Regions from separate parts of the Homo sapiens genome. Here region 2 is linked to region 1. Evidence: read pairs that join two places in POLR2A ChIA-PET (ENCODE). Cell type or tissue: PC-9. All regions are shown on one strand. Each heading gives the region's core, and the rest is flanking DNA. Links, peaks and the distances in the headings are about the cores only. Region 1 overlaps KIF2A (kinesin family member 2A). Region 2 overlaps KIF2A (kinesin family member 2A).

Region 1 (16,658 bases), core at 1-8,000:
ATGTGCTACAAATTAGCTTTTCAGTACCATTCCATTTTGATTTCTTTTTTCAGATTGCTACATGGATTCAACGCAGAAGGTATTCATTTTTCCTAGGTATTTGGAAAACAGAAATTTTCAAGGTCAAGAAAAGAAATGAATTTTGTATTTTTTGTATTTGAGAAGATAATGCTTTTGCTTTACTGAGACATTATTTACTTGACTATTTTTGGTTCAATACTACTACTGTTGTCACCATTTATGATTCTGAATTTTAAAGTTGGAAAGTTCTAAGTATCAAAGTTTTTAATATATAATGCTGGTCCAATCTATTCATAATAATCTTCAAGTTCAGGAGCCGCAGAGACGCACAACTTTACACTTATCATTTCTAACAGTTTATTGTATAAAGATGTTACTCTTCTATTTACTGTTATATACTGTAAGGCCTTCTTTAGGCCTTTAGCTCTGTTCCTCCAGTAATAAAAAAGTTAAAATATGCTTCACTAGTCACACATTCCCCATACCATTTCGTGTTATTCACATTCCCCGTACCATTTCTTGTTATTCACATGTACAGTAAAACAATTGTTTCTTAAATTATTTTTATTTTGGTTCTCTCATTCTCTTCCCTATTTATCCTATACAGTGTCTGTTACGATTGCCTACCTCTTTCGCTATCCTATAGCGTCAGAGACTTAGGGTTCTGGGTAAGCCCAAGTCTGCTACTGCCACCGTGCAGTGCCAGGCATATTAAAGGGCATGACTCCCAACATGTAAAATGAGGAAGCTAAACTGGAATGAAATTAACAATAAAATTATCTTTTTTTATGGTTCTTAGGGAGATAACTATAGGCTTAGCAAAATTTCAGAGGGTTTTGTAATTGAAACTGGTTTCAACTTCAGAAAAACAGCCATTTCCCATAACTACAGGTTCCCAGTATTCCTATGATTTCTGGACAATTAAAATTTCCAGTTCCTTTTTCATATACCTGGTGCTTAGTTTTAAGCTATTTTAAAACTGTCAGACTGAGAATTTCAATAGATGTCATAAACTAGTTTTATTAGCTACTATGTTTAAGTCAATATAATACTAAGTGCTGTTAATATACTATAATAGAGTTATAGTAGCTATTTTGTTTCTATAAAAAATTAATAAAAATATCTTTATTGATATTTGGCTTTTTTTAATACCTAACTTAATAGAAGAGTGTTTCCAATTAATTTAACAAAGCCAGATTTTGAAATCTGGCTTCAAAGTCATAGTAAATGTTACTACATAATTAAAATAATGCTTGTTCTTAATGTATAATCCAGAACAAAGGCATCAAGCTGCTTTTGTTAAACAAATATGAAATAATATACATTAAGAGTAGATTTTTTTGTTTAATTTCACAAAACTATTTTGCAGAGTTCACTTGTATCATCTCTATCCTTATAGTAAAAATTTTAAGATTTAACTCGGCTTTCTCAGGTTATTTCCCTCTACCCCTATGAACTGCTGAGTTTTAGTTCCTTTTCTGGCCTTCAGTTTTCACTATCTGTAAAGCTGAAGGACTGTATTATATTACCTCCAGTATCTTTTCTGGTACTAATTTTTAAAATACCTGATCAGAATGAAGCCATCATAGTGTAAGGCAGCATATTTGTCTATAAGGAGACTTTCCAAAGACAGTACCCATCCAATGCAAATAATAAATTTGAAGCTAATCATCTGTTGTGCTTTAAAATGAGCAAATTCACATGTCTTTATTGCCCTTTGAAAGTTGGTTAATCTCAAAAACTACCTTTTTTTTAAATATCCTTTGCAAGGTCAATTGTAACAGTTCTCCATCCTTCCTCTTCCCTTTGAAATAAACACAAATAGAATATATCTTACAGCTGCAAGAAAACCTGAGTCCTTTCCAAAACAAAGGTGACTGAAGTAAATTATCTCTAAAACTTATTCCATAGACTTCATTTATTAATAAGCATATTGTGAAAATCTACATTTGTTTTAGATTTCATGTTTACAGAGCTTTTCACAATTGTATTAGGATCTTTCACAACTACTCTCTGGGTTTTATGAACAGTAAAGAATCTGGCTCATGTGACCCTCTATTCATAGCTCCCCTTTGGCTCCTGTGAAGGAGCTGATAGTTCCCTGGAGTAAATAAATCAAAACAAGATATCCTTGGGAGATTTTTAGCTGTTAATCTACTCCTGGACCCCATCCTGGGAACTGAGGGAAAACTCCTAGAGAGATATACAAATCTTTGAACAAAATATTTACATGAAAAGTGGCCAGTTTTCTTCCTTGGAGTAGCAATCTGTAAAAATAAGTGCTGCTGTTTAAAAAGTAGCATGCCCTACACCATACCAATGTATTAGTGAGAATTTGGCGATTCTCACCAAACAACAATGAAGTTTCACATTTGGTACTGGATGGAGCTTGGGTTAGATCTGCCTTTTAAGGCAAAGTCAACTCTTTCAACTTAATTCTTTTTCAAGGGAGTAATGTACTGTCTACACTTGGCTTAAACTAACTTCTATTATGGACTACTTTCAATGTACATGTAAATGTTCATGCATCAGAAGCCAATTTCTTTTAACAGTACATAGAAAAGGTATATTTTGGGGTGCTAATGAACACTTCAAATTAAGTAATGATATTGGTAAGGATCAAACTGCACTATTAGTCTTGTTAATACCACACTGGCACACACACTGCATATATATGTATTTTCCTAAGATAAAACTCTTCTCAGAATTTCATTACTTTTTATTATACACCAACTAGTTTATATTGTAGTTCTTTACAAAGAAAATGCTAAGAAAAATTATAATCACATGTTATATGGTTTTAAAATAATAATTCCAGATTTCTTTACATATAAGATGGAATGGTCCAGCAGCTATATCCACTGTCACAGACTTTAGTTCCGTTCAATGATATGGCACATCCTGCAAAATTAACTAGTCACACACAAAAAATGTCTCAAATACAGTAAAAATGTACACACAAAGGTAATTTACAATGACAAGGAATGTAATTTTTCTTGGCTGTGCTTCAGAAATTTAGGGTCAGTAGCCTTAATCAAGGCACAAAGCAGGAAAAGGTGAGCACAGCTGTCTCTAGGAGTGGGCAAGGTATGTACAATCACTGATGAGGTATGCATGCACGCAAAGGATTTAAAACTGCTCAGTCTCACTACAAAAATTGAACTGAGTTAAAAGGAAATGCTGTGGCTTCCCCCTACTATCTGGCTCTGGATTGAGTCCACAGTCTTACTTCATCAAATAGAAAATAAAACTGACAAGGATCTCCAAAAGTAAATCACTATTTGTGTAAATGAAACAAAATGCTTCATTAATCCCAGTTCTTGGTTGTGCCTCCTGGACTAGAAGCATTTTGTAGACAAAAGAGTGTTTCACAAAATTGAAATGTAATTCAGGTGAAGGACAAAACATTTTCCACAGACACTTAAAATTCCAAACTTTCAAATGGCCCTTACAGCTGAACCGTTGTATGTTACAGTAGTGAGGGTTCTGGGTATCCTTTAGCAGCAAATGCCGGTTTAAAGGGCACGGGGTCTCTTCGGGTTGATTTGCTTGCTGGCTTGTTCCTCCTCTTGTAGAGCTGCACGGAAAGATTTCACTTTATCTTGGAAAAAGAAAAGAAAGAGGGAATAAGTATTGTATTACACGCAGTAAGAGTTTACAACTTTATGGGTTCAATCAAGTCAGCTGTGTTATTTCCTAACAGTAACTCAGTATTTTTCCTTTTGTTCTTTGTTGTCTAGAAACTCGGAACTAAATAGAATGCTCAACTATTGCGAAAGTTTTTTGTTACAGATTTCCAGAAATACCTGTTTTTCTGTATCTTTCAATAGCTTTCTGTTCTGTTTGGCACATTTACAGTTCTCTGTTTTAATTTATTGGAATTCCTCCTAGAGTATAGGCAGGTTTCACATTGTAAAATACATAGTCTACCTTTTTTTTTTTGAGATGGAGTCCTCACTCTGTCACCCAAGCTTGAGTGCAATGGTGCGATCTAGGCTCACTGCAACCTCCACCTCATGGGTTCAAGCAATTCTCCCACCTCAGCTTCCCGAGTAGCTGGGATTACAGGCGTGCACCACCCGCTCAGCTAATTTTTGTATTTTTAGTAGATACGGGGTTTTACCATGTTGGCCATGCTGGTCTCGAACTCCCAACCTCAGGTGATCTGCCCGCCTTGGCCTCCCAAAGTGCTGGGATTATAGGCATGAGCCACCGTGCTCAGCACCCCCTATTTTACCTTTTTAAAGCTATGAACATGTAAAATATATTTGAATTTTTAGAAATTTACATTTTGTCCTCACTGTGAGGAAGGGGGATTGTGAAGGGGGGATGACTAAATGATATATTTCTTGATTTTACGCATTTTCTGGTCATGTACTGCTCTAGAGTCATGTAAAAACTAGAAATAGGTTAGTAAATTGTCAGACAAATTACATGCAGCTGTGAAGATAAGCTATCTTTCAATAACAGTGGCTCTCAACTGGATATGATTTTTGGCCCCCAGCGGGCATTTGGTAATGTCTAGAGACATTTTTGGTTATCCCAACTGGTGTGGTGCTACTGTCATGTAGTGGACAGAGACCAACGATGCTGGTAAATATTGTACAAGGCACAGGATAACACTCCTCAACAAAGAAAGGCCTAGCCCCAAATGTTAACAGTGTCAAGGTTACGAAACCCTACTCTGTAGACTTCAGAATAAAGTTGGAATCTCAATTTTCCTCCCCTTTTTGAAAGTACAGTGATGTTTAAAAAGTTAACTTTTTTGAAATTTTGAAATGAATTTAAGAACTTCTAGATTTGGTGCTCTCAAACTGTTACTGTTCTGTTTTTTTTGAGATGGAGTCTCACTCTGTCACCCAGGTTGGAGTGCAGTGGCGTGATCTCGGCTCACTGCAACCTCCGCCCTCCGCCCCCTGCCCCGGGTTCAAGTGATTCTCCTGTCTCAGCCTCCTGAGTAGCTGGGACTACAGGCATGTGCCACCATGCCTGGCTAATTTTTGTATTTTTAGTAGAGACAGGATTTCACAATGTTGACCAGGCTGGCCTTGAACTCCTGACCTCGGGTGATCTACCTGCCTCAGCCTCCCAAAGTGCTGGGATTACAGGTGTCTGGCCCAAATTTTTCTTATAAATCCCAAATTTATCTCTGGGTGGTTAAAAAAATTCTAAGGACTGAATAATGCAATATATCTAGATAGTAATTTCTTAAAAGTTATGGATATGCTTGATACACATGAAATTTGAGAAAAGGAAAGGAAGTCAATTAAGTTGAATGCTACAAAGAAAAAATACCAGAGTGCATTAGGATCTGTCTTCTGAATAAAATGGATACAGAAGCTGATTGTGAATTATTGCAGATTAGAAAAATGATCAAAACAATTTAAATAAAGGGTTGAATATGAACAATATGAGAAACAAATGAAAATTTTAGTTCAACAGTCACTGCTGACTTTACAAAATATGATTTCAAATAACCAACTTCATAACCAGTCAGCAACATATATGTGTTGAACATCTCATCCAAAAATCTGGCTGTGCAGGCCGGGCGTGGTGGCTCATGCCTGTAATCCCAGCACTTTCGGAGGCCGAGATGGGCGGATCACAAGGTCAGGAGATCGAGACCATCCTGACTAACACAATGAAACCCCGTCTCTACTAAAAATACAAAAAAATTAGCCAGGCGTGGTGGCGGGCGCCTGTAGTCCCAGCTACTCAAGAGGCTGAGGCAGGAGAATGGCATGAACCTGGGAGGCGGAGCTTTCACTGAGCCAAGATCGCTCCACTGCACTCCAGCCTGCGTGACAGAGTGAGACTCCATCTCAAAAAAAAAAAAAAAAAAAAAAAAAAAAAAATCTGGCCAGGCATGGTGGCTCATGCCTGTAATCTCAGCACTTTGAGAGGTTGAGGTGGGTGCATCACGTGAGGTCAGGAGTTCGATACCAGCCTGGCCAATATGGTGAAACCCGGTCTCTACTAAAAATACAAAAAGTAGCCGGGTACAGTGGCACACGCCTGTAATCCCAGCTACTCAGAAGCCTGAGGCAGAAGAATTGCTTGAACCTGGGAGGCGGAGGTCGCAGTGAGCTGAGATTGCCACTGCACTCCAGCCTGGGCGATAAAGCAAGACACTATCTCAAAAAAAAAAAAAAAAGCAAAGCCAGGCTCGGTGCCTCACATCTGTAATCCCAGCACTTTGGGAGGCCGAGGCAGGTGGATCACCTGAGGTGAGGAGTTCAAGACCAGCCTGGCCAACATGGTGAAACCCCGTCTAGATACAGAAGTTAGCTGTGCATTGTGGCGCGTGCCTGTAATCCCAACTACTCGGGAGGCTGAGGCAGGAAAATTGCTTGAACCTGGGAGGTAGAGGTTGCATTGAGCTGAGATCGTGCCATTGTAACCCAGCCTGGACAATAAGAGCAAAACTCCATGACAAAAAAAAAAAAAAAACCTGAAACCTGAAGTGTTCCAAAAATCCCAAACTTTTGGTATAATGCAAATATTCAAAAATCTGAAAAAATCTGAAATCCAAAACACTTCTTGTTCAAAGCTTTTCACATAAGGGATACTCAACGTGTATATACTTCAAAACATCATGTTGTACCTATTACATACATTTTAATCTGTCAACTCTTTAATTTTTTGAGACAGGATCTCACTGTGTTGCCCAAACCAGAGTGCAGTGGCGTGATCCTAGCTCACTGCAGCCTCAAACTCCTGGGATCAAGTGATCCTCCCACTTCAGCCTCCCAATAGCTGGGACTACAGGCAGGCACCACCATACCTGGCTAATTTTTAAATTTTTAAATTATTTTTTAGAGATGGGATCTCTATGTTGCCCAGGCTGGGATGTCAATTTAAATAAATGAATAAATTTAAAAGAAAAATAACCCTTCAAAACAACTAATCAACATCACAGAGGGCCTCCTTAAAAAAATTAAGCAGCTTATTTACTGCCCCAAATTAGGAATTTCATTCTGGTTTATGTTGGATTGCGTGTACACACACATCCAGATGGTCACTCACACCTAAACAAAGCCAACAGTGTGCAAATGCCTAAGAAATTAACACATAAAGAAATACATAGCTGAAGCTACACAGATAAGCTAACTAAAAAACCAAAAAGACACGACTTAGTAGGTAAGGCACATGCTTCCCTTCATGAGTAAGGTACAGAGGATAGTCATCTTGACACCTCCTTCATTTAAAAAAAAGTGGCAGAGGCCAAGTGTGGTGGCTCATGCCTGTAATCCCGCCATTTTGGGAGGTCAAGGCAGGAGGACTGCTTGAGCCCAGGAGTTTGAGACAGCCTGAGCAACATAGCAAGACCCCATCTCTACAAAAAATTAAAAATTAGCTGGGTGTGGTGGCTTGCGCCTGTAGTCCCAGCTACTCAGGAGACTGAGGTGGGAGGACTGCTTGAGCACAGGAGGTTGAGGATGCAGTAAGCCATGATCACGCCCCTGTGCTCCAGCCTGGGCAACAGAATGAGACCCGAAAAAAGGCACAGAAAGAAGATAATTCTCATAAGCATCAGCCTACCAAACTAAAGATCTGAATAGGTACATAAAATTTATAAATTTGTTAAAAATACATTTTCTCTCTTTAAGATGACTGTCTTCTTAAAATATGAGAGAAAACTTGAAATGCTATGCCATGACTTTTAGAAAAACCACAATGGTTAGTTGTCTTTATACCTCTGGAAAATAGATGCTAAACAGTGCCCCTAATTTTCACTTCGTATGTCCTCTTGCAATACGAAGAAGCCCTCTCACCAATATACATACCAATACCAATCAGATTTCAAACATTAAAATGGAAAAAGAATTACCCCGCAGTTCAGTTAAAATGTCTATTTTTTGCTCAAGAATAGCTTCAAGTTGTGTAGCATATGAATCGACATCATAATCTACTTCTTCAGTCATCTCTAAGAGGGCCTTTTCATCTTCTAACCACCGAATAGATTCCTACAAGGACAAAAATTCGATAATCCAATAAGCATCTTTGTGCAACAGAAACCAAATTACAATTCTGTTAAATATAATCAAACATACTTAAGATAGTATTCTCTAAAATGTCAATAGACATAAAACATCTTTATTCACAGACAGTATAATTAAGAAATACAGTTGACTCTGGAACAACATGGGTTTAAACTGTTTGGGTCCACTTATGTGGATTTTTTTCAATGTAAGTTACGCTGAGTATGCCTGCCTCTCCTGCCATCCCTTCCACCTCCTCCACTTCTGCCAGCCCTGAGACACCAGGTCCAGCCTGCCTCTTCCTCCTCAGCCTACTCAATGTGAAGATGATGAGGATGAAGACCTTTATGATGATGCACTTCTACTTAATAGTAAATATAATTCTCCTTTCTTACGATTTTCTTAATACCATTTTCTTTTCTCTAGCTTACTTTGTGGTAAGAATACCTTATATCACATATATAACATACAAAATATGTACTCATAGACTTTTATGTTATTGGTAAGGCTTCTGGTCAATAGTCAAGTTTTAGGGGGGCTCAAAAGTTATATATATTTCCAACTGTGCTGGGGGTCAGCATCCTTAACCCCCTGCAGTTTTCAAGGGTCAACTGTATGTCCTCAAAATCTAACACAAACACATGAAAGATGGGCTGAGCAACATCATTTCATTTCTCTATCTTTACTCTACTTTGGATGGGAATTTTGGGGAGGGAATGCATCAAATACATCAATATTAAAGAGGAGAGTAAGTCTCAAAACCTCAATATCCATCCCTAAAACGGGAAGAATGTGCATAATAAAGCTACTGAGCACTTTGATGGGGGCTATGGTAGCCTAGAACCTGACAAACTAACATATCCAATTAGGGACTCACAGTGGTTGGGCCAAGAGGTAATAATAAATTCCAGCTGGGCATGGTGGCTCACGCCTGGAATCCCAGCACTTCAGAAGGCTGAGGCAAGTGGATCACTTTGAGGTCAGGAGTTCAAGATCAGCCGGGCCAACATGGTGAAACCCTGTCTCTTCTAAAAATACAAAAAATTAGCCAGGCGTGATGGCACACGCCTGCAATCCCAGTTACTTGGGAGGCTGAGGCAGGAAAATAGCTTGAACCCAGGAGGCAGGGGTTATAGTGAGCCGAGATCGCGCCATTGCACTCCAGCCTGGGCGACAGAGCGAGACTGTCTCAAAACAAAAAACAAAACAAGACCAGATCTTTCTGAATTAAAGAGCTATTTGGACATAAAAGCTCTTATACGTGGATTTGCTTTTAGGATGCATACAATCTCAATTTTCCGAACATCAATTGACTTTAATGACTAATTATAATTAGACTATATAGCACCAGACAGAACTGGTTAACATAGGTATGTGTCTTGATTAGGAAACATATTAATTAGAAAATGCAAAAATACTCCAATTTTCCTTTTTTTTTTTTTTCCTGAGTTTCACTCTTGTTGCTCAGGCTGGTGTGCAATGGCACAATCTTGGCTCACTGCAACCTCCGCCTGCTGGGTTCAAGCAATTCTCCTGCCTCAGCCTCCCAAGTAGCTGGGATTACAGGCATGCGCCACCATGCCCAGCTAATTCTGTATTTTTAGTAGAGACAGGGTTTCTCCATATTGGTCAGGCTGGTATCGAACTCGCAAACTCAGGTGATCCACCCGTCTCGGCCTCCCAAAGTGCTGGGATTACAGGTGTGAGCCACCACGCCTGGTCATACACTCCAATTTTTCTTTCCTTTTCCTTTAGCTGTACACTTAATTTTGGTTTAACAAAACCTTATTTTGTGAAATGGCAGATCATAATACAGAGGAATGATATAGAGAATTGTAAAAAGAATACTGGGTTGAAAGTCAGAACACCTAATTTTACCAATAAACAGCTGTAAGATTTTATCTAAAAAATGGCAGAGTGGGAAATGATGGTCTTTATAGGATACCTTGTTCCAAAAGGGCACATATGACACTTTTCTTTTTGTTTTTAAATAGAGATGGGGTTTTGCCATGTTGCCTAGGCTGGTCTCTAACTCCAGGGCTCAAGCAATCCATCCACCCTGGCCTCCCAAAGTGCTGGGATTACAGGTGTGTAATTTTCTTAAATTATTAGCATCCGTTCTCTACTTAAACACCTTGGCTTCTAAAGAGAGTCTCATAATAACAGTTTGACTAAAACTCTAGAGTTTTTGTTTTTTTCTCACTCTGTTGCCCAGGCTGGAGTGCAGTGGTGTGATCTCAGCTCACTGCAACTTCCACCTCCCAGGCTCAAGGAATCCTACCTCAGCCTCCCGAGTAGCTGGGACTACAGGCATGCTATACCTCACCCAGCTAATTTTTGTATTTTTTGTAGAGACAGGGTTTCACCATGTTGCCCAGGCTAGTCTTGAATTCCTGGGCTCAAGTGATCCACCCTCCTGGGCCTCCCACAGTGCTGGTATTACAGGCATGAGCCACTGCGCCTGGCCAAACTCTAATAGTTTTAATGAACGTGTATCCTAATCTGACATAAAGTGTTCTCTGTCATTTTTGAGCCCTTTATCCAGGTTCTTGAATGGCCTAGAGCTGAAGTTCCTTTGTTTAATGACAAAGATTCCTTCAACATCAAAGAAGGAATACAAGTCAACAAGGGAGGCAGTTATTGTTTTTTTCTCAAGAAGTGTTCATAGTATTACAGGAGGGTGGGGGCGGCTGCCAGTCAATTGTACAGTCTTCATAAAGATGTCCAAATGATATCTTCACTCCCTCAAATATCACCATGATAGGACATTTTCTTGTTTAAAAAAAGGGGAGTAGAGTATCATATAGTAAATACTTTTAACAGGTTGAATGCATAATGGAATGAATGCCTAAGGAGTTACTGCTACAGGTGGTGATATAACACCCTTCCCTTAACTTGCCACTGACAGCTCAGAGCAGTAACTCTCCATCTCCTGAAGTAAGTAGTCTCTCTTTTCTGCAACAACTGATACTTCCTCAACTGCTCCAAAACCCTTTAAAAGAGTTTTTCTTAACTGCTATCAAATACATTGGCCTAACATTTAGAAGGAAGTACTGGTGGGCAGAAGTGACACTCTTCCCTAAAAATGGACAAATGACAAAAACCAATAAGGGGGACGGGAGGTAAATAAAGTAGAACGTTTCACCATGGTGCAAAGAAATGTTATTTGTAGCCATCGTTCATTGTATTAAAAATTTGCCATGTCACATGCCCTACAAATACACATATACATATATACAAACAAGTATTTTTTAAGGAATAGTGTGATATTTAAGGAATTATGACAAATTCTTAATTTATCTCAAGAAATATTTTGAAGGAAAGTCCTGTCTTACTTTACCTGGAACACTGCCCTGTGATCTTCTACAACTTGTTCTTCCATTTCTACCATTTGTGAAACAGCTTCGTGGAAAGTAAACAACTGTGGAGAGACTTCTTCTTCCTTAAAATAAAAATAGTTAAGAAATTATGATATAGTGTGTATTTTAAATGTTATAAAAGTAGTTTTTTTTAATTTAGAAAAATATCATTTAGAAATTGAAGAGGCTTGAATGGTAAAGGCTAGTAAAATATATATAAAAGGCAAAGCCACGATTTCTTTCTTTGGGTAAAAATATTTATGCAACTCTCAATAAGACAACTAAAACTTAGATGAGTAGGGAATATTTTTCACTTAGCCTAAGCTTTATTGCCGAACTATGCTGAAAGAGTACTCTCTTTTGGAACAGCCCAACTTTTCAAAAATACAGTTATTGCAGGCTGTAAATGTATGAAATATTTCCTCAGTATTGTCTACTTTTCACTAACAATTTAATTTACATGTTTAAGTTTCTTTTGTTAAAAAAGATATGAAGATAGTATCTTTAGATGATGTAAAGAAAATGTCTTTCATGACTATCAAATTAGTGTTGTAAAGGACTTAACTCTTAACTAATTTCTTAAATATACTACAGAATATATTTATACCAGTTTTTATAGAAATTTCAATGGACAATTCACAATTTTACTTCATCAACAACAAAAAACATATAGTTGACTCTAGAACAATACATGTTTGAACAGTGCTTGTCCACTTATATCTGGTTTTCAACCAATGCAGACTGAAAATACAGTATTTGAGAGATGTGAAACCTTCATATTCAGAGGCCCAACTTTTCATATTTGCAAGTTCCACGGGGCCAGCTGTGGGACTTGTGTATGCGCAATTTGGGTATATTCAGGCAGTCCTGGAACCAATCCTCCATGTATAACTGAGGGACAACTATATACAATATATTCATATTTTCGTCCTATAGCAAGTCAGAGCTTCTCTGATTCCAGGCCATGTTCAGATGATGATTAAAAAACAAAACAAAACAAAACAAAAAACAAAAAAAAACTTCGGCTGGGTGTGGTGGCTCACTCCTGTAATCCTAGCCCTCTGGGAGGCTGAGGCGGGCGGATCACTTGAGGTCAGGAGTTCGAAACCAGCTTGGCCATCATGGTGAAACCCCGTCTCTACTAAAAATATAAAAAATTAGCTGGGCATGGTGGTGTGCGCCTGTAATCCCAGCTACTCGGGAGGCTGAGGCAGGAGAATCACTTTAACCCGGGAGGCGGAGGTTGCAGTAAGCTGAGATCGTGCCATTGCACTCCAGCCTGGGTGACAGAGCAAGATTCCACCTCAAAAAAACAAACAAACAAACAAACAAACAAAAAAAACTTCTCCGATCTCTAGAGCGTGTCTTAGATGCTGTTCCATTTTAATCTACTTTGTTAAGACAATATAGCAATAATAATATGTACACACGCACCAATACTTAACTAAAGGCTAATGCTGAGTCATGGCAAGATAATTCCCTGGGTGTGGCAAAGGTGACAGAAATGCACACTCTCTCAAACATGGAGGCTGTAAAAACTCATGATGTCATACTCCCCTGGATTAGTTCTGGTCATCTAACCTCTCCAAATTAAGGCTCTACAGAGGCCCAATAGATGCAATAATAAAATGGAAAGATATGTATAGGGAGTACTTATCTTGCTCTGGTTTTCCACATCTTTGGGAGGTAACATATCTAGATGCAATGCAGGGTTTACTTTAAAGAGTCTAAAAGCAACTACAGTCTCTCTTAAAAATTCTGGACATAAGTGATGGACTGAGGCCAGAATCTCATTTTTAGTTTTTATGGTTCAAAGTTTAGAACTCTTAGTTTGAACCAGGTTTTTCCAGTCTTGGAACTACTGACATTGTATGGGGATAAGGTGAGGGGGACACTCCTGTGCACTGTATGATGTTCAGCAGCATTCCTGGCTCTACCCACTATATGCTAGCAGCATCACCTTAGTTGTGACAAGCAAAATATCCATACATTTTGCTTTGGGGGCCAAACTGCTCCTAGTTAAGGACCACTGCTTTAAGCCCTGCTTTAGTAACAGTGATTTGGAACATGGTAACAAAAAGTAGTAAGTGTATCTGTTACTCTAGAATATTTTGGGCTAAGTATCTGCTACAAAGTATTAGAACTAACTAACATTGTTTACAAAGAATACTGTATTGCAGGAAGCAATGAGTTTAATTGATACAAGGTTTGGCGCTGGAATAAGATCTAAATTTCAATCCTGGCTTCAGTACTTACTACTTGTAAAATCTTGGTCAAATTATTTAAACCTCAGAATATCAGTTATAAAGTAGGGATAATTATAGTACCCACTACAATGAGTTGTGATAATGAGATCAGATAATAAATAAAATGCTTAGCAATGTATGTCATGTAGTAAGCAACTAATCAATGCTAACTTAACATGATGAGAAAATGCCATGATAAGACTTAGTGGGAATAGAATGACACCAAACTATGCAGAATATGCATTTTAAAAACACACCTTTACATCTCACACACAGAAAAGAACCCTCTCAATACATTAAAAGCAATTATGTGAAAGTGTATTATATATACCTTTTTATTTCTTTATCTCTTTCTATCCTTATACAATGGGCATGTATTTATTTTTATAATTGGGAAATCAAAAATTTAAATTATAAAGTATCATTAAAAATTTTAATCATACAGAAAAGCAATCAGATTTAACAAATGTTAGTATTTTGCTGTTTGATTTTAATATAGTGCATACATCCTTTCAATATAGATGCATATGTCCACAGTTCTTTTGTTTCTAAGCTTTAAAAAATTTTTTTTGAGATGGAGTCTCACTCTGATGCCCAGACTGGAGTGCAGTGGTGGGATCTCAGCTCACTGCAACCTCCACCTCCCAGTTTCAAGCGATTTTCATCCCTCAGCCTCCTGAGTAGCTGGGACTACAGGCGTGTGCCACCATGCTCAGCTAATTTTTGTAGTTAGTAGACACAGGTTTTACCATGTTGGCCAGGCTGGTCTTGAACTCCTGACCTTAAGTGATCCGCCCACCTCGGCCTCGGATTACAGGCGTGAGACACCGCGCCTGGCTTGTTTTTAAGCTTTATAATATTTATTATATGTGTAATTTTTAAAGTTGTTTTCCCCTATATTACTTTAAATTTTTCCCAAATTTTAATAGCAGACAAAAATCTGAGGGAAAAAAATGAATGGTTTAGATTGGGAGTTGGAAGTTGTTTTTCCCTATATTACTTTAAATTTTTCCCAAATTTTAATATCAGACAAAAATCTAAGGGAAAAAAATGAATGGTTTAGATTGGGAGTTGGAAACTTCCTTAAAGGGCCAGATAATACATGTTTTGGGTTTATGAGCCAAACAGTCTCTGTTACTGCTGTTATGGTAGGTAAGAAAGCAGCCAGACAACACTTAAGAGAATAAACATGGATATGTTCCAATAAAACTTTATTTGTAAAAATAGATGGCTGGCCCACAGGCTGTAGTTTGCTGACCCCTGACTTATTTACTCATTTATTTTAAGAGACAAGGTCTCGCTCTGTCACCTAGGCTAGAGTGCAGTGATGCTATGACAGTCCACTACAGCCCAGAATTCCTGTGCTCAAGCAATCCTCCCACCTCAGCCTGCCTAGTAGCTAGACTTACAGGTGTATACCACCACATCTGGATGATTTTTAAATTTTTTGTAGAGAAAGGGTCTCATTAAATTGTCCAGGCTGGTCTTGAACTCCTGGCCTCAAGCAGTCCTCTCACTCAGCCTCCCAAATTGGTGAGATTACAAGCTTGAGCCACCACACCCACAGCCTGACACCTCATTTAAATGATAGTTTTCAGTTAAGTTCTGCTACTGATGAAATGAACTAAGATTATAACATTTACAACCATAGTACACTCACATTTTGTTCACAAAGAAGTTTTAGATCATCTCTCTGAGGGGAACTCCCCACACCCCACTGTGTCTCTAAGTCATCAATCTGGTTTGGTGGATGGTGCATTATTGGACGAACATCACCAGCAGCAGTTGGATCTACAGTCAATTCTTTGACCCTATAAATACATAAGAGGTATCTAAAGTTAAAAACACTCATGCAGAGGAACGAGAAAATACCAGCCTATTCAATATACACGCAATTCAGTTAACATACTAAGATTGATGATGTCACCTTTATAGGTAAAATTTATCTGAAATCTGTAGAAACACTTAAGTGGTTGTTTAGTTTTAGGAAATCTGCTTAGGTAACTTTATATAATTCATATTATATTATATCAAATATAATTATTGTGTAAATTAAATGAGAACAGTATGTAGATTCAGTATTCAAAGAAAAAAACTTGTTATGATTTAAAAAATTTTTTAAATTTTCCATTTTATTTACTACTGGCTCATCAAAGTTGATGTTATTGCAATTAAATTATATGAACAGAAAAATGTAAACAATAACAATTAGACCAATAAATGGATCACTGCTGAAACAAAACAAAAAAACCCTGCAGATTTCTGGTAGTTATCATGCTCAATTAAAATAGCTACATGTAAAATAATTTTATTTATAATGTATAAAGATTATAAGATTTTAAGTTTTATCATTTGAAAAGTGTTTACTCATTATATTTAAACTTACACATTTGGGAAAGGGTAAACTTTCCTTACTTTAAAAAAAATTTTTTTTTTTTTTCACCACTTGGCCAGGTTGGTCTGGAATTCTCAACCTCAGGTGATCCACCAGCCTCCGCCTCCCAAAGTGCTGGGATTACAGGTGTGAGCCACCACGCCCGGCCAAAAGAGGGTAAACTTTCTATGTCAAGAGGCTCCTTGCAGACAAGGAAACTTATAAGATCATACAGCATAAAGGCAATCTCTTCATTTTAAGCAAGATAATTTATCTTTTAACAATTCGATGGTAAGTATGGTAATTTTAATGGTAAGTATGCAAAAGTGACATCATCCTTAAAAATATGAGGGGGAAATAGGAAGCCTGAATTCTAAATCAACATTTTAAAGCAAACAAATTAATAAAAGATGTAAGAATGCAGATCATGCAGTACAACCACCACCTGCCAAATGAAATGACAATGAAAACTAAAATGGCTCAGGACAAAAATAGCAAATGAAATGTTTATACAAAGCACAATTCAAAAGAAAGTATACAAATAAACATCTTATGTATAGAATGAAGTAGACCTGGTAACTGAAGGAGAAAAGTCGTCATATTCATAAGAAGGAGAGAGATCAGGGCGACTGCCACTACCCTGTGAGAAGGGAATGTCTGATGGACTAATTCCAAA
Region 2 (16,666 bases), core at 5,540-13,539, 63 kb after region 1:
TCTATGTTGTTTTTTTTTTTTTCGTTTCTATTTCTAACTACCCTAATCATAGGATTGTGGTATATGACCATACATATGGCAAGTCTTCCCCCAAAGTGAACATTATTTTTATCAGTTCCCCTTTAGACGTTTCTATAAAAATTTCTCTTCATACTTTTAAGACATTAAGACCTTTATAATTTTGTTTTTTTTCTTGAGACGGAGTCTCGCTCTGTCACCCAGGCTGGAGTACAGTGGACGATCTCAACTCACCACAACCTCTGCCTCCCAAGTTCAACAAACAATTATCCTGCCTCAGCCTCCCAAGGAGCTGGGATTACAGGCATATGCCACCGTGCCTGCAATCCCAGAAAACATAATTTTTTTTTTTTTTTAGACATAGTCTTGCTCTTGTTGCCCAAGCTGGAGTGCAATGGCACGATCTCAGCTCACCACAGCCTCTGCCTCTCCAGTTCAAGCGATTCTCCTGCCTCAGTCTCCCGAGGAGCTGGGATTACAGGCATGCACCACCACGCCTGGCTAATTCTGTATTTTTAGTAGAGATGTGGTTTCTCCATGTTGGTCAGGCTTGTCTCGAACTCCCAACCTCAGGTGATCCACCTGCCTTGGCCTCCCAAAGTGCTGGGATTACAGGCATGAGCCACTGCGCCCAGCCTAGACCTTTATAAAAATTTCAAAACCTAAATATGTATAAGAATAACACAACTTAAATTATTAGTAAAAATAAAACTTCAGTTATAAGATTGTTTATAATGGCTATTTCCAAATCCATTGAAGTTGTTTAAATCTGTTTTGTTTAAAGTATGATAAATTTAAAAATATAACAAATCAATGCTTTATAACATATTACTACAAAAAATATAATTTAAAAATTTGTACACATATTTTTAAAAAGTAGTCACCGGTGATTCATATGTATACAGCCATGTAATGAAAACTAATAGGAAAATCTAGCTTACCTGCCAATAAATTAAAATATATAGTGTGTCTATTCTTGATAAAACCTCTAGCAACCCCTTCCATTTTCAATCAGAATACCACCAAATAATTTAAAAGCATTTTTAATAGACTTTTAAACATATGCTAATAAAATCTAGTTATCTCCTGTACCTCTCAAGCAGAGACTAAGAGGAAAACATGCATAAATATCCATTCTCAGAAGAACAAAGAAATATTACTCTGAATTGCAAAATCACACATTCAGACCAAGTGTCTGGCAGAACAATGTTGTTTCCAGAAGATGAGTAAAATACATAAGTTTACTCAAAGTGGTTGGTAAACAGATGCTTGAAGGAAATACTTTCTTCCAAGTCATTCCACACCAGATAAATTACCTCAGAACACATTGATGGTAAAACCTTTGCCACTTCATATCAGGTGATTGATCAAAACCTATATTAAATAACAGGTTTTCCATTATTCTTTCTTTTTTTTCTCTTTCTTTTTCTCACTCTCGCCCAGGCTGGAGTTGAATGGTGCAATCTTAGTTCACTGAAACCTCTGCCTTCTGGGCTCAAGTGATCCTCCCATCTCAGCCTTCCAAGTAGCTGGAACCAGAGGTGCCTGCCACCACACCTGGCTATTTTTTGTATTTTTTGTACAGACAGGTTTTTGCCATGTTGCCCAGGCTGGTCTCAAACTCCTGGGCTCAAGTGATCTGCTCACCTCGGCCTCCCAAAGTGCTGGGTCTACAGGCATAAGCCACTGTGCCCGGCCCCATTTTTCTTAAATAATAATTAGGTACATAAAATAGTGGTTCCAATCAATTGTATATTTACTTAGTAAACCAATTGCCACTGTAGAATGCAAATTCAAAAATTTTACTGCCATCTTTCCAAGTTAAGTCATAGAAAAACATGTTAATAAGCTTTCATTGTCTAAAGAGTTTTAAGATTGGTCTTTTAAAACAGATACAATTCCTTTCTTCAGCTTATTAAAAGAATTCTAAAAGGATGCTCCTTCAAGCGCATGAAAATAATTCCCCTCTTTAATGTCTATATTATAATTTTATCATAACCACAAAATGGAGAAAAGTTGGGAAAACAAAGATTGTCAAATGCTGCTTTAAAATAGACTAAAAGGACAAGGATGCTACAAAAAAGCATTATTTAGAAAATGGAAGTTAACTACACAGTAATATTCACAGTAATGTTAACTACACTAACAGTCACACATTATATCTTGGTTTTGCCAACTACCTCAAAGCAGTTATTATTTATAATCTAACAGTAAATGTCAATTTATTCCTAGGTGCCACTGACCAGTAACTGAGGACAGAAAGCAATTTGATTTGTTGGAAGTCACACAGCAGATCAGCAGCAGAATTCAAAGTCTCAAATTCTGATATTCAGGTTGTGTTAGCTAATCTAAGCAGTGAGGAAAAGAGTCCTTCATGAGGACTATGTAGCATTACACCTTCTTCAATAGCTTTAGTGGAACAAGAAGCCATTAGAGAAGGACATAAATAATGTCTCAGCTGACACTGGTAACAGTGCTGTTGCTGTTTAGTAAATCTCTGGGGAATGTGACTTTGCCAAACATAGAGACATTTCTGTTTGGTTTATCACACTTAAGATGTTACTGTTTTTTAACTAAATTGAAAGTTCTAGTATTTCCTTTCTTAGACATTAAACACAAACCTGAAAGTTTGGAACAAGGAGAGAAAAAAGAAAATGATATAGCTAAGATTTTCATTACGAAAATACAACTTAAAAACGGGACAAATTTTATTCATATTGAAAACAAACTATGAATTTTCAAATTCTTACCTCATCTATTGTTTTGAAAAGGGATGTAAAAAATAGTGCTCAGTTTCTATAGGGTGATGGGGAAACTTCGGATCTGTTGAGCTGCACACTAACAATTAAGGTAGCATTATTATTTAGAAGGGCCCGTTGTGCAGCTTTTTAGAAAAGTTTCATTCAGAATTTGCGTAACAGTAATAAGAAAAATGTCATAAAGTAGCTATGATACCATTAAAAAGTATTAAATCAGGCCGGGCACGGTGGCTCACGCCTGTAATCACAGCACCTTGGGAGGCTGAGGCGGGCGGATCACCTGAGGTTGGGAGTTTGAGACCACCCTGACCCAAAATGGAGAAACCCCGTCTCTACTAAAAACACAAAATTAGACAGGCATGGTGGCACATGCCTGTAATCCCAGCTACCTGGGAGGCTGAGGCAGGAGAATCACTTGAACCCCGGAGGCAGTGGTTGCACTGAGCCGAGATCGCACCACTGCACTCCAGCCTGGGCAACGAGAGCAAAACTCCATTTCAAAAAAAAGAGTATTAAATCACTGTAGTTTCCTGATGTTGTTCAGCATATTTGGGGCTGGGGAAAAGGAAGGTTAAAACACCGTCCAAAACCACTTGTAAAGAGAACATAAAAACCAAAATTCTAAAATCACGATGTAATATGATTACAATTCTAGCTGAAATAGTAACAATGTAAAAAAAAAAAAAACCACACAGTACTAGAAATAACACTTCATGAAGTTTACTAAATAAGTTAACTAAATAAATCTCAAAACCTATTAGCCTTAATTAAAAGGCTATTCTTCGTATCTACATTCCTTTGGATAACAGAATATATACCAAATGTATCTTTACTTACGTGTTAAAGAATACAAGATTTCCTATTTAGAATACCAAAGACTTTTACAGTGGTGTTGTTAAAGCAACATGTTGCCAATAGTTCAAAATTCTGAAGAACTGTCTTTCCCAGGTATTCTCCTGAATACACTGAACGATGCTATCTAATTGTTCCCTGGCTTATTTACCCAAAAGGGAATTCCATACCAATACAGCAGTGCTATTCTGTGAACTTTTCACAGCTACATGTACATAGCATCTTCTCTTATGCATACATCCTAACGAGACAGGGATCTTGTGGAATGTTTTTCAACAGTTAGTGCAATGTTATTATTCCCCCCAGGACTCTGTCATCCCAACTCCTGCTCCACTCTACGTACAGGAAGATTATGATGATAGTGGCCCTGAGTCGTGGAAATTTCTACTTTCAAAGCCTGGCCAATTTCGGTTAGGAAAATAAATGATCACTCTTCTAAGCCCTTTTACCACTAGGGTAAAATGTATATTTCAAATTCAGTGCTGCCAGAACAAAAGGTACATAAAGAAGAATGAGATCACTGAAGCTCCATGTGGCAAGAAAGGCTAAAGTCAGATTATGAGTTTGGTTTTGTACGTATGAAGTTTAAGATATCTGTCCAGTGGAGATATGAAGTAGGCTCTCTAATAGACTGAAGTTGGTCAAAGCTGAAGAAAAAAGCTTGGGGATTGTCAATTTAAATCATGCATTCTCAGCAGAGGTGATATCCCCAAGGTGATAAAAACTGGCTCTTTGGAAGGGCAGATCTTAGATATTACAATGGTTTGTGGCCCTCCGAAGGGCTACAACCCATAAACAGATGCAGAGAAATTTCACTGCGATGGGGTGATTAGGCAATAAAGTAGTCAAAAGGCTTTTCAGGCAGAGCAATAATGAAAAAAAGTTTGCAAAACACCAATACAGACAGTATTTTTTAAGACAATCAAAGTGGATTTGACCACTAAGAGAATGAGGGTAGAAGTCCCGATCTTTAAAATTCTGTATAGAGGTCAGGGAAATGAGATACCAGCAAAGGAGATCAAGAATTTACCAGAGAAAAAGAAGAAAAATCAGAAGAGTAGTCACAGAAGCTAAGTGAAGGTATTTCAAACAAAAGGGAGTGAATTAATTGTGTCAAATGCTGCTAACAGATCAAGTAAAACAGGAGCAATGCCTCAAAGAGAGTAGTCAAGAGGTTTTTGTTTTTTCTTTGAGGCAGTGGCTGGATCTCGGCTCACTGCAATCTCCGCCTCCCCGGCTCAAGCAATCTTCCTACCTCAGCCTCCTCAGTAGGTAGGACCACAGGCATGTGCTACCATGCCCTGCTAACCTTTGGTATTTTTTGTAAAGAGGGAGTTTCACCATGTTGCCCAGGCTGGTCTCAAACTCCTGGGCTCAAGCGATCTGCCTGCCTCAGCCTCCCAAAGTGCTGGGATTATAGGTGTGAGCCACCACACCTAGCCTAAGAGGATTTTTTTTTTTTCGGATGGGAGAAATAACAGCATTTCCATATTGATGGAAATGACTCAGTAAAGAAAATAACTGTTGATGCAGCACAGAGAGACCACTGAAGTTGTGACTGGGCAGGTGAAAGGAGACAAGATCCAGAGTACAAGTGGAGGAAAGAGGCACAAAACAGGAACAGAAAAAATGTGTCCACAGCAAAGGAAGGAAGGCAGTCATATAGGCACAGATGCTGGTAGTTGGGTAGATGTGGCTGACTTGTAGTTCTTTACTGGTTGTTTATATTTCTTGGTGGTGAAATGACAAGCAAGGTCATTTTGCTGAGAGTGTGGGTGGGCCAGGAGCAAACATCCTCAAGGAATGAGGGAAGCTGGCATTATCAATAAGATTTCTATTTGAGAAACCAGATATATGGTGTCTCCACTAACCAACAGACAGAATACAAATACAGAAATATGGGGATAAAGGCAATGGATTCTGTTTTTGGTAAGTTTAAGATACTGGCAGGAAATACATGGGATAGTACCTAAAAAGTAGATCAGAAACCAAGAGAAATATTTGGTCTGCAGAGGCATTTTTTTTTAACTTTTATTTAAGGTTTGGGGTTCATATGCAGGTTTGTTACATGAGTAAATTGCATGTCACCGAGGTTTGGTATACAAATGATCCCATCACCCAGGTAGTGAGCAGAGTACCCAACAGCTAGTTTTTCAACCTTCCCACCCTCCTTCCTCTAGTAATCCCAGGGTCTATTGTTGCCATCTTTGTGTCCGGTATTTACCCAATGTTTAGCTCCAGCTTAACCAGTTCACCACTGATGGACATCCAGGTTGATTACATGTCTTTGCTATTATAAACTGTACTGCAATGAACATATGAGTACAGGTCTATTTTCTGTAGAATAATTTATTTTCCATTGTGTACATACCCGGTAGTGGGATTGTTGGGTTGAATAGCTTTAAGTTATTTGAGAAATCTCCACACTGCTTTCCACAGTGGCTGAACTAATTTACATTTCCACCAACAGTGTGTGAGTGTTCCCTTTTCTCTGCAACCTGGCCAACATCTGTTATTTTTTTGACTTTTTAATAATAGCCATCGTGACTGGTGTGAGATGGTGTCTTGTTGCAGTTTTGACTTACATTTCTCAAATGATTAGTGATGTTGAGCATTTTTTCATATACCTGTTGGCCACATGTATGTCTTCTTTTGAGAAGTATCTGTTCATGTCCTTTACCCATTTTTTTTTTCTTTCAGAGCAGGAATGAAAGTTTATTGAAAAGCTTTACAGTTGGGCATGGTGGCTCATGCCTGTAATCCCAGCACTTTTGGAGGCCGAGGCAGGTGGATCACCTGAGGTCAGGAGTTCGAGACCAGCCTGGCCAACATGGCGAAACCCCATCTCTACTATAAATACAAAAATTAGCCGGGCATAGTGGCGGGCACCTATGATCCCAGCTACTCAGGAGGCTGAGGCAGGAGAACCACTTGACCCAGGAGGTGGAGGTTTCAGTGAGCCGAGATCACGCCACTGCACTCGAGCCTGGGTGACAGAGCGAGACTCTGTCTCAAAAAAAGAAAAGAAAAGAAAAGAAAAGCTTTACAACAGTAAGGAAAGGAAAGAAAAGAAAGTACAACTTGGAAGAGGAACAAGCAGGCGACTTAAGAAAGCAAGTGTGTCCCTTTGCCCATTTTTTAATGGGACTGTTTGCTTTTTGCTTGAATTGTTTCTTATAGATTCTGGAAATGAGACCTTTGTCATATGCATAGTTTGTGAATATTTTCTCCCATTCTGTAGGTTGTCTGTTTACTCTGTTTCTTTTGCTGTGCAGAAGCTCTTTAATTAGCTCCTATTTGTCATTTTTTTTCTTTTTGTTGTAATTGTTTTGGGGACTTGGTCATACATTCTTTGATAAGGCCAATGCCCAGAATGGTACTTGCTAGGTTTTCTTCCAGTGGTTTTATAGTTTGAGGTCTTACATTTAAGTCTTTAATCCATTTTGAGTTAATTTTTGTTTATGGTGAAAGGAAGGGGTCCAGTTTCAATCTTCTACATGTGGCTACCCAGTTTCCCCAGCACCATTTACTGAATAAGGAGTCCTTTCCCCGTTGCTTGCTATTATCGACTTTGCTGAAGATCAGATGGTTGTAGGTGTGTGGCTTTATTTCTGGGTTCTCAATCTTGTTCCACTGGTCTATGTGTCTGTTTTTATATCGGTACCGCGCTGTTTTGGTTACTGCAGCTTTGCAGTACAGCTTGAAATGGGGGTAGTATAATACCTCTGGTTTTGTTATTTTTGCTTAGGATTGTTTCGGCTATTAGGTTCTTTTTTGGTTCATATGAATTTTAGAATAGATTTTCCTAATTCTGTGAAGAATATCATTGGTAGTTTGATAGAAATAGCATTGAATCTGTAAATTGCTTTGGGCAGTACGGCCATTTTAACAACACTGATTCTTCTTATCCATGATCATGGAATGTTTTTCTGTTTGTATCATCTCAGATTTATTTCAGCAATGTTTTGTAATTCTCACTGTAGAGCTCTTTCGCTTCCTTGGTTAGCTGTATTCCTAGGTATTTTATTCTTTAGGTGGCTACTGTAAATGAGATTCTGTGCAGAGGCATTTTGAAAAAGAATTTTCATTAAAAATTATTTATTTATTTATTTTATTTTTTTTGAGACAGGGTTTCCCTCTGTTACCCAGGCTGGAGCGCAGTTGCATGAACACAGCTCACTGCAGCCTCAACCTCTGGGGCTCAAGGGATCCTCCCACCTCAGCCACCAGAGTGGCTGGGACCACAGGTACATACCACCATGCTCGGCTAATTTTTGCAGAGTAGAGACGAGGTTTTGCCATGTTGCCCAGGCTGATCTCAAACTTCTGGGCTCAGGCGATCCACCCACCTCGATCTCCCAAAGTGATGGGATTACAGGCATGAGCCACTGTACCCAGCAAAAAAAATTTAAAGTGTTATGAAAAATTGCAAACTTACACAATAGATGATAACCCCCTACATTCAGCTTCACTAATTTTCAATATATGGCCAATCCCACTGCCACTTCTATCACAACTGGATTATTTTGAAACAAATTCTAGCTATCCTATCAACTCATCAATATTTACTTCAGAATGTATAAAGCTATAATTTTATGTGTTTTTAACATTCTTCTTTTTTTTTTTTTTCTTTGAGACAGAGTCTCGCTCTGTCGCCCAGGCTGGAGTGCAGTGGTGTGATCTCAGCTCATTGCAAGCTCCACCTCCTGGGTTCACGCCATTCTCCTGCCTCAGCCTCCCAAGTAGCTAGGACTACAGGCGCCCGCCGCCGCGCCCGGCTAATTTTTTGTATTTTTTTAGTAGAGACAGGGTTTCAACGTGGTCTCGATTAACATTCTCCTTTTTAAAAACCTTTTCTAATACATTTATTTTTCCATCTTTCTCAGATTTTTTTTTTTTTTGAGATGGAGTTTCGCTCGTTGCCCAGGCTGGAGTGCAATGGCGTGATCTTGGCTCACGGCAACCTCCACCTCACGGGTTCAAGCGATTATCCTGCCTCAGCCTGCTGAGTAGCTGGGATTACAGGCATGCGCCACCATGCCTGGCTAATTTTGAATTTTTAGCAGAGATGAGGTTTCTCCATGTTGGTCAGGCTGGTCTTGAACTCCCGACCTCATGTGATCTGTCCACCTCGGCCTCCCAAAGTGCTGGGATTACAGGCATGAGTCACTGCGCCCGGCTTTCTCAGATGTTTTAATAAAGCTGATTTTTTTTTTTTTTTACTAAATTGAATCACATTCCACTAATCTATTTTAAAGTAACATTAAAAATATGATCATTAAAAAAAAAAACCCAAAAACCATAAAACAATCTTTACCATATTTACCATTTAAATGCTATTTCCCATGCATCTCTTAATGCCTGGTTTTGTGCTGTGTTTACTATGGTCTCTGTAAATATTGATACATTATACCATATATGCATATATGTGTGTAGGTACACAGATAAAAGGCAACCGTTTCCCACCCTTCAACTCTGGTAACAAAGAGATGACTTTGAGACTAGAGTTGCAAGGTATTTCAAGGCCTTATTCATCCTTTACCAAAGACTTGCAGCATATTTGCTGTCAAATGCTTAATTTGTTTTCTATGTTAAAAGGTCAAGAACTAGTGTTAAGATCAAGGAAGAACATAAACATTTTAGGTAATATAGTCCATGGAAAGGCCTACATAAGTAGTAGGACATAAAGGTAGGTCTCATCTTGGATTAGACAATGGTTTCTTAGATATAACAAAAGCAAAAGCAACAAAAGAAAAAATAGATAACTGGACTTAATCAAAATTAAAAATTTTTGTGCTTCAAAGGATACTATCAATAAAGGGAAAAGACAACCCTCAGAATGAGAAAAAATATCTATAAAGCATGTATCAGATATGGCAGTAGTATCCAGAAGTTTTATACCTCAACAATAAAAAAATAAATATTGACTGGGCACGGTGGATCATACCTGTCATCCCAGCACTTCTGAGAGGCTGAGACGGGAGGATCACTTGAGCCCAGGAGTCTGACCAGCCTGGGTAACATAGTGAGACCTTGTCTCTCCCCTACCCCAATCCCCTCTAAAAAAAATTAGCCAGGCAAGGTGGCTTGTGCCTGTGGTCCTAGCTACTCAGGAAGCTGAAATGGGAGAAGCACTTGGGCCTGGGAGGTAAGGCTGCAATGAGTTATGATCATGCCACTGCATTCCAGCCTGGGTGACAGAGTGAGACGCTGTCTCAAAAAAAAAGAGAAAACATACCAAATTATAAAGTGAACAAAGGATTTGAACAGATCTTTCTCCAAAAAAGACATACAAATGGCTGGGCATGGTGGCTCAAGTCTGTAATCCCAGAATTTTGGGAGGCCAAGGTGGGCGGATCACTTGAGCCCACAAGTATGAGACCAGCCTAGGAAACGTGGCGAAACATGTCTCTACAAAAAATATAAAAATCGACCGGATGTGGTGTGCATCTGTAGTCCCAGCTACTTGGGAGGCTGAGCGGGGAGGATCAGTTGAGCCCAGGAGGCAGAGGTTGCAGTGAACTGACATCACACCATTGCACTCCAGTCTGGGAGACAGAATAAGACTCTATCCTTTAAAAACAAACAAACAAACAAACAAAACAAATGGTAAATGAACACATGGAAAGACGTTCAACATCATTAGTCATTAGGGAAATGCAAATCAAAATCACAATAAAATGCCACTTCATACCCACCAGGACGGCTATAATAAAAAAGATGGAAAATAACAAGTTTGGGCCAGGATGTAGAAAATTGGAACCCTCAAATATTACTAGTGGGAATGCAAAATAATATAGCCACTTTTGAAAATAATACAGCAGTTCCTCAAAAAGTAAGTATAGTTACCATATAATCCAGCAATTCCACTTCTAGGTATAACCCACAAAAACTGAAAACAATTTTCAGTTCTTTTATGTCCACACAAAAACTTGTATATGAATGGTATTCATAATGGCCAAAAAATGGGAAACCCAAATGTCTATCGATTAATGGATGGATAAATGAAATGAAATGGAATATTATTCAACCATAAAAAAAGTACTGAAATATGTTACTATACTGATAAACTTGAGTATGGATTATGCTAAGTGACAGATGCTATACACTAAAGGCTATGTATTGTACAGTTTCGTTTATACTCAATGTCCAAAACAGACAAATCTACAAAGATAAAAAGTTGATTAATGGCAGATACTAAAGGCCGGAATGAGAGGGGAATGCAGAGTGACTGCTAATGGGTATGGGTTTCTTTTACAGTTTGTCATAAAAATGTTCTGAAATTGGACAGTGGTAATAATTGTACAACTTCATGAATATACCAAAAAAAAATCACTGAATTGTGCACTTTAAAGGGCTCTTTAGGTTTATTAGGTTAAAACTATAATATTTATTTCTCAAAAAATTTTCACTAAAAAATTACTTTCTTCTCATAATCAGACATAATATAGGATATACTCTTTATTTTTCTATATTGGCTATGACAGATAAACACCAGAACTTAGGTGTTTTCTATTATATGTTTGGACCTCATAAACACTTCATAAATTAAGCATGTCATCCCTTACAGGGCCACTTAAAAAAAAAAAATGCTATAGTCACAGCCTGAACTTCACAATCCAAGCTAGCAAATTTCAAAAGTGTAATGTACACTGTGTGGATAAGAGTATGAGGAAACAGGCATTTTTGCAGATAGTAAGGTAAATTCATATCTATGGAAGACAAATCAGCAAGATCTATCAAAATTACACATACACAATTATCTGACCCAGTGCTTCTACTTCTAGGATTTTTTCCCCTACAGATATATTCATGTATGTATAAAATGTCAAGAGTTGAAGGCTATTAAATACTACAGTATTGGCTATGCAGCAGCTACAGATTAGGCACAAATGTAAATGTCATCAGTAAAAGACTGGTTAAATAAATTGTGGTATATTTACTCACTAATGAAATGCAGTACAAGAAAGAATGAGACTATTATTTATCTACTCAAAAGTTCTCCAAGATATCATTATTATTAAGTAAATTACACTCCAGTATATACAATATAACATCTGTAGGAAAAAGGTATATATTTACACATATTTATACTACATGTAGATAGAGATATATAAGCAGAGATTTTCCTGAAAAATGAAAAAGAGGTAATGCTCTACAAATATAAGAAGCTAGTAATATTTTTGTCTCTTGGAGAAGAACTGGGTAGCTAGCTGTGGGGTAGGGGTAGGATGGAGACTAATAGATATATACATACATACATACATACATATATATCATTTTGGAACTTCATTAGTCATGGGACTATATTGCTATTCAAAACAGGCAATTAAACTTAAAGAGAAAATTACAAGTATACATTAAAAACAGTGACACACACCTTGTCATGTCATATTCTTGATGCCTGGAGGATGAACAACACAAGTCAATTTTTTAGAATGTCAAAACTTGAATAGACAGAGCAGTGAAAGAGAAGCTGGAAGTTCATTTAGTCACTGATTCAGCAAACAGATAATTTATAAAGTGTGCAGAGTGCCTGTGCTAGGCAGTGGGGAATATAAAGGAACTTGAGTCTGACCAGACACAAACATATAATACAATACAATGAGTTTTTTGACAGAGCAAACAAAGGGGACTCGCCACTCATAAAGCAGGGGACCCATCTTAGGCTAGGAATCAAAAGGAGATACAGCAGTTAGCTAGGTTAGTTAGAAGTGGAGTGTTCCAAGAAAGTTCAGCTTGTCTGGAGTATAGTGTGCCTCAAATAAGCAGCAAGAATAAGACTGAAGAGGCAGGTTAGTTTGTTCAGGGTCCACCATAAGCCATGTTAGACTTGGGCTTCATAAAAAGGGCAACAGAAGTAGAGAACACTTTCAAAGTTTTAAGCCTGTGATCAGAGGGTCAAACCTACATGCCTGAAAGGTTACTCTGAAACAGTAATTAACCAAATTATTGTTTTGGGTTTTTTGTTGTTGTTGTTGTTGTTGTTGTTGTTAACCAAATTACTCTCCTAGGTAGAGAGGCCTATTAGGAATTTGTTGCAACAGCACAGGCAAGACATAATGCTAGCATGACCAAAAGTTATAGCGGTAGGTACAGAAAAAGTGCAGGAAGAGTTACTTGAGTCATTAAATTAAGAGACCATGGTAATAAGGCTATAAGGTCAAGAAAGAATAAGGAGTCAAGGAAGACAACCAAGTTTCTGACTGGAGCAATAGAGTGAATGAGAAATACTGAAGTAAACTTGAGGAAGGGGTGATGGGTTCAATTTTGGACATGCTGAATTTGAGTGTTTATGAGATATCCAAATGGAGATATGCAGTAATCCATGACATATACGAACAGTACATGTCTGTAGCCAATGTGGGCTAAAGAGAAGCATTTAGTTTACCCAGAAAGAGAATACTATGTGAGAAGTACTGCAGGGGTAGGATCAAGCCCTGAAGAACATCAATACTTAAAGAGAATGGGGAAAGAAGCACCTGTAAAGATTAAAAAGGAAAAAATCTGAGTAATAGAAGGAAAAGAAGCTCTACTTATTTTTAATTAAGAAATTGTTCTTAATGGAAACCCAAAACAGCATGTACACTTAAAAGCAATGTTATTACTCTTAATAAAACTGCAACCAAAGAGCATATAAAGAAAGCACTTACCATATACTTAGAGCGAAGTTATAGGCAACTCTCAGTATCAGCTATAATTTAAAAAATAAACACACAACCCATATATAATCCCAAAATAATTTCAAACAATGGGCTTATAAAAATAAATTTATGGCCGGGCGCAGTGGCTCACGCCTGTAATCCCAGCACTTTGGGAGGCTAAGGCAGGCGGATCACGAGGTCAGCAGATCGAGACCATCCTGCTCAACATAGTGAAACCCCATCTCTACTAAAAATACAAAAATTAGCTGGGCGTGGTGGCACATGCCTGTAATCCCAGCTACTGAGGAGGCTGAGGCAGGGGAATCGCTTGAACCAGGGAGTTGGAGGTTGCAGTGAGCTGAGATTGCGCCACTGCACTCCAGCCTGGTGACAGACCAAGACTCTGTCTCCAAAAAAAAAAAAGTCCACTAAATTTGGACAGGCCCCCAAATCAATCTATTATGTCAGCACTTTAGCAAGTTGCTATAATTGTTACTATTTTCCTGACAATATTGTTGCTCATCTAATATGAGACATCCTTACGATAGCATTTGTTCCTGTTTAAATTGTCTAAAGTCTTGTGAGCAAGAGAGTTTAAACATAGGCAATAGCAAAAGAGACTGGAGAAAACTAGAATGTCTTTGTCAAATTACAGAGCCACAGAGCATTTGTACTGAGTGCAATAGCTACTTATTATTTTGTTGTAGCTGGCAAACTAACTTCTTCTAGAGAAAAGTCCTTCAACTAATTCTTCAAAGAAATCAGATGAAGGGACACATGATGGCCATACAGCAAATATTAGTTGGATTAATAAAAACACCTGATTAATAAAAAGTATACCCTAGAAAGGAAAAGAAAAGCATTATGAAATTAATTATGTGACTTCCAATGCCCGGAACATTAATAGGGCACAAAAATGAATTACAGTCTACAATGAATTAGTATGTAGAGGATTTTGGGGGCAGACAAACTATGTTCTAATCTCAGATTTGCTACTTATTTTATGTATGACCTTGGACAAGTCAACTTCCTCATTATAACAATATAGGCAAGTTTTGACCAACAGCAGTATTTCATCAAAGAGCTTTCTGTGGTTAAATTCTAAGATGTACCTCACTAATTAGGGCCCCTAATTTGTTCTCATTTCTTAAAAATCTTATAGGTGGCTGGGCACTGTGGCTCACGCCTGTAATCCCAGCACTTTGGGAGGCCAAGACAGGCGGATGACCTGAGGCCAGGAGTTCGAAACCAGCCTGACCAACACGGAGAAACCCCATCTCTACTAAAAATACAAAATTAGCTGGGCACGGTGGCGCATGCCTGTAATCCCAGCTACTTGGGAGGCTGAGGCAAGAGAATTGCTTGAACTCGGGAGGCAGAGGTTGCAGTGAGCCGATATTGCACCACTGCACTCCAGCTGGGCAACAAGAGTGAAACTTTGATTCAAAAAAAAAAAAAAGGGCTAAAGTTGCCATACATATGTGAATCCTTTTTACTATACTATAGCTCATTGAAAAATTTTTCTTCTAACATTGGCCAATAGACTATGCATGACAAAAATGAATGGCAAAATTTTACCTTAATTGTACACCTATATGACTAATCCTCATTCATAAATTATAATTTTTTTGTCATTAATTGGTCCATTATTTCAAGAGTGGTTTTAACTTTTAACACCTAAAGTTTGCATCCTCTCCTCCCCAACCTTTTTTAGGTTCACAGCAAAATTGAGTGGAAGGTACAGAGATTTCCCGTACAATTCTTAACCCCACACACCCTCCGCGCTATCAATGCCCTGCACCAGGTACACTTGTTACAATTGATGAACCTATCTTGACACACCATTATCACCCAAAGTCCCTAGTTTACATTAGGGTTGACTCTTGGTATTGTACCTTCTATGAATTTGGCATATGTATCATGACATGTATCCACCTTTATAGTATCATACAGAATAATTTCACTGCCTCTGTGCTGTGCCTATTTATCCCTTGCTTACCTCTTTTTAAGTCCTAAATTGCAAACTGTAGTTAAGAGATTCTGAATACTGAAATGGCACTTAGAATCCTAAGGGTGAAAAAGAGAAGGCAAATGCCAGGACAGAAAAAATAGGCCAAAAGTAAGAGCAAAGAAAAAGTAAAAAAGAGCAGCTGCATTTCAAGAAATAAAACACCTCATCCCTTAAAGAGATGACGTCATATTCTTTGTGTACTGCTTTTCCTTCTCATTCCGTTCCAAGAATTCTGAGAGGGTCCTGGCTAACACACTACAGCTCAGTACTAAGAAGGCAAAGTACTTAGTTATAGCTTAAGCAAATTCCCATTGCAGGTAAACATGTAATGGAAGTGATTTATACCTTAAACTCAATTACTTTTAGGATATTAGTGGCAAAAACTATATGCAGCCTGAGTTGGATGCTCTCTTTGATATTACCTTGATAGGCTCTACAGTCCTCTACACTGTATTCTTGAACAGCGTTAGCCTGATTAAATAAAACTGAAGAGATTTAAAAGCTATACTCAGACTTTGCAAATGTTAAGTCCTTTCCTTTCAACTCATCTGCCCTTTATTCAGCACAAGGGATATATTGCAATATAACATCAATTCTTCTTGCTGTGTGTTCTGCATATCATCTGTTCCTTAATCATTGCTCACCCTCCTAGACTGATGCAATCTTATCCATGCTACCTCTCATTTTCAGTACTATGCTCCCTCTAATCTATCACTAATCACTAACTCCTATTACTGCTCTTAGGAGATTAAGTCCTATAGTAGTTTCCAAGTGTCCTAGAAATTAATTCCAAGATCCTTACCTTACCTCTGTTTCCAGGTCTTTAATAAGGTGCCCCAGATTACCCCTCCTCCCTTATCTTCTTCATCATCCTCCCTCTGCCTGTTTTAAATGCCCTTCACCTGACAGCTTTGTTTCCAGTCAGGGACTTCTTCCATGCTGCCTACATGGCTAGAATGCCTCCTTGCCCTCAGGGCAACCGACTGGTCATCTTCCTCTCACCATTTAAACTTCACTCTCCAAGAAGTCTTGTCAGATACTCTGTTAGGAGATACTACTTTTACTAAAATAATGGATCACAACCCTGGCTATACCCTGGAATCACTAATGTGTGACAAGTTAAGCTTCATCAGTATGTTAGGTGCCTTAAAGTAAAATACTGATACCTAGACTACATACCAGACAGAATCTCTAGGCAAAGGAACCAGATATTGGCTGTGGTGGGTTGCTTTTTTTTTTTTTTTTTTTTTTGGTCTGTTTTTTTCCACAGCCCCACAGGTGATCTATTGAGCAGCCAGAGTTATAAACCACCACAGGCTGAGCATTCTTTAATCCAAAATGCTCCAAAATCTGAAACTTTTTGAGCACCAACATGACACCAT

What was found. Peaks named below come from ENCODE experiments on the same cell type or tissue, not always from the same donor. Only the 100,000 strongest peaks of a DNase experiment are listed, where the experiment ranks them.
Region 2: POLR2A ChIA-PET joins it to region 1 with 20 read pairs; 4 of 35 experiments call an interaction of 5 or more read pairs at or near these places.

What each region holds. Positions count from the first base shown.
Region 1 is chr5:62,372,448-62,389,105 of GRCh38, reverse strand. It overlaps KIF2A (kinesin family member 2A), which reads right to left. Exons shown (of 21, transcript NM_001098511.3): 17 at 16,555-16,658; 18 at 15,269-15,419; 19 at 11,344-11,445; 20 at 7,853-7,988; 21 at 1-3,622. The coding sequence ends at 3,537. DIMT1 (DIM1 rRNA methyltransferase and ribosome maturation factor) reads left to right here. Exons shown (of 12, transcript NM_014473.4): 12 at 54-1,852. The coding sequence ends at 96. Among named protein-coding and RNA genes, the nearest start is that of DIMT1, 23 kb to the left of the region's middle. In PC-9, for the core only: no CTCF peak of the experiment used is centred there; DNase peaks (open chromatin) are centred at 3,075 and 3,815; H3K27ac peaks cover 1,909 bases.
Region 2 is chr5:62,315,119-62,331,784 of GRCh38, reverse strand. All of the region lies in intron 1 of KIF2A (kinesin family member 2A), which reads right to left. Among named protein-coding and RNA genes, the nearest start is that of KIF2A, 17 kb to the right of the region's middle. In PC-9, for the core only: no CTCF peak of the experiment used is centred there; no DNase peak of the experiment used is centred there.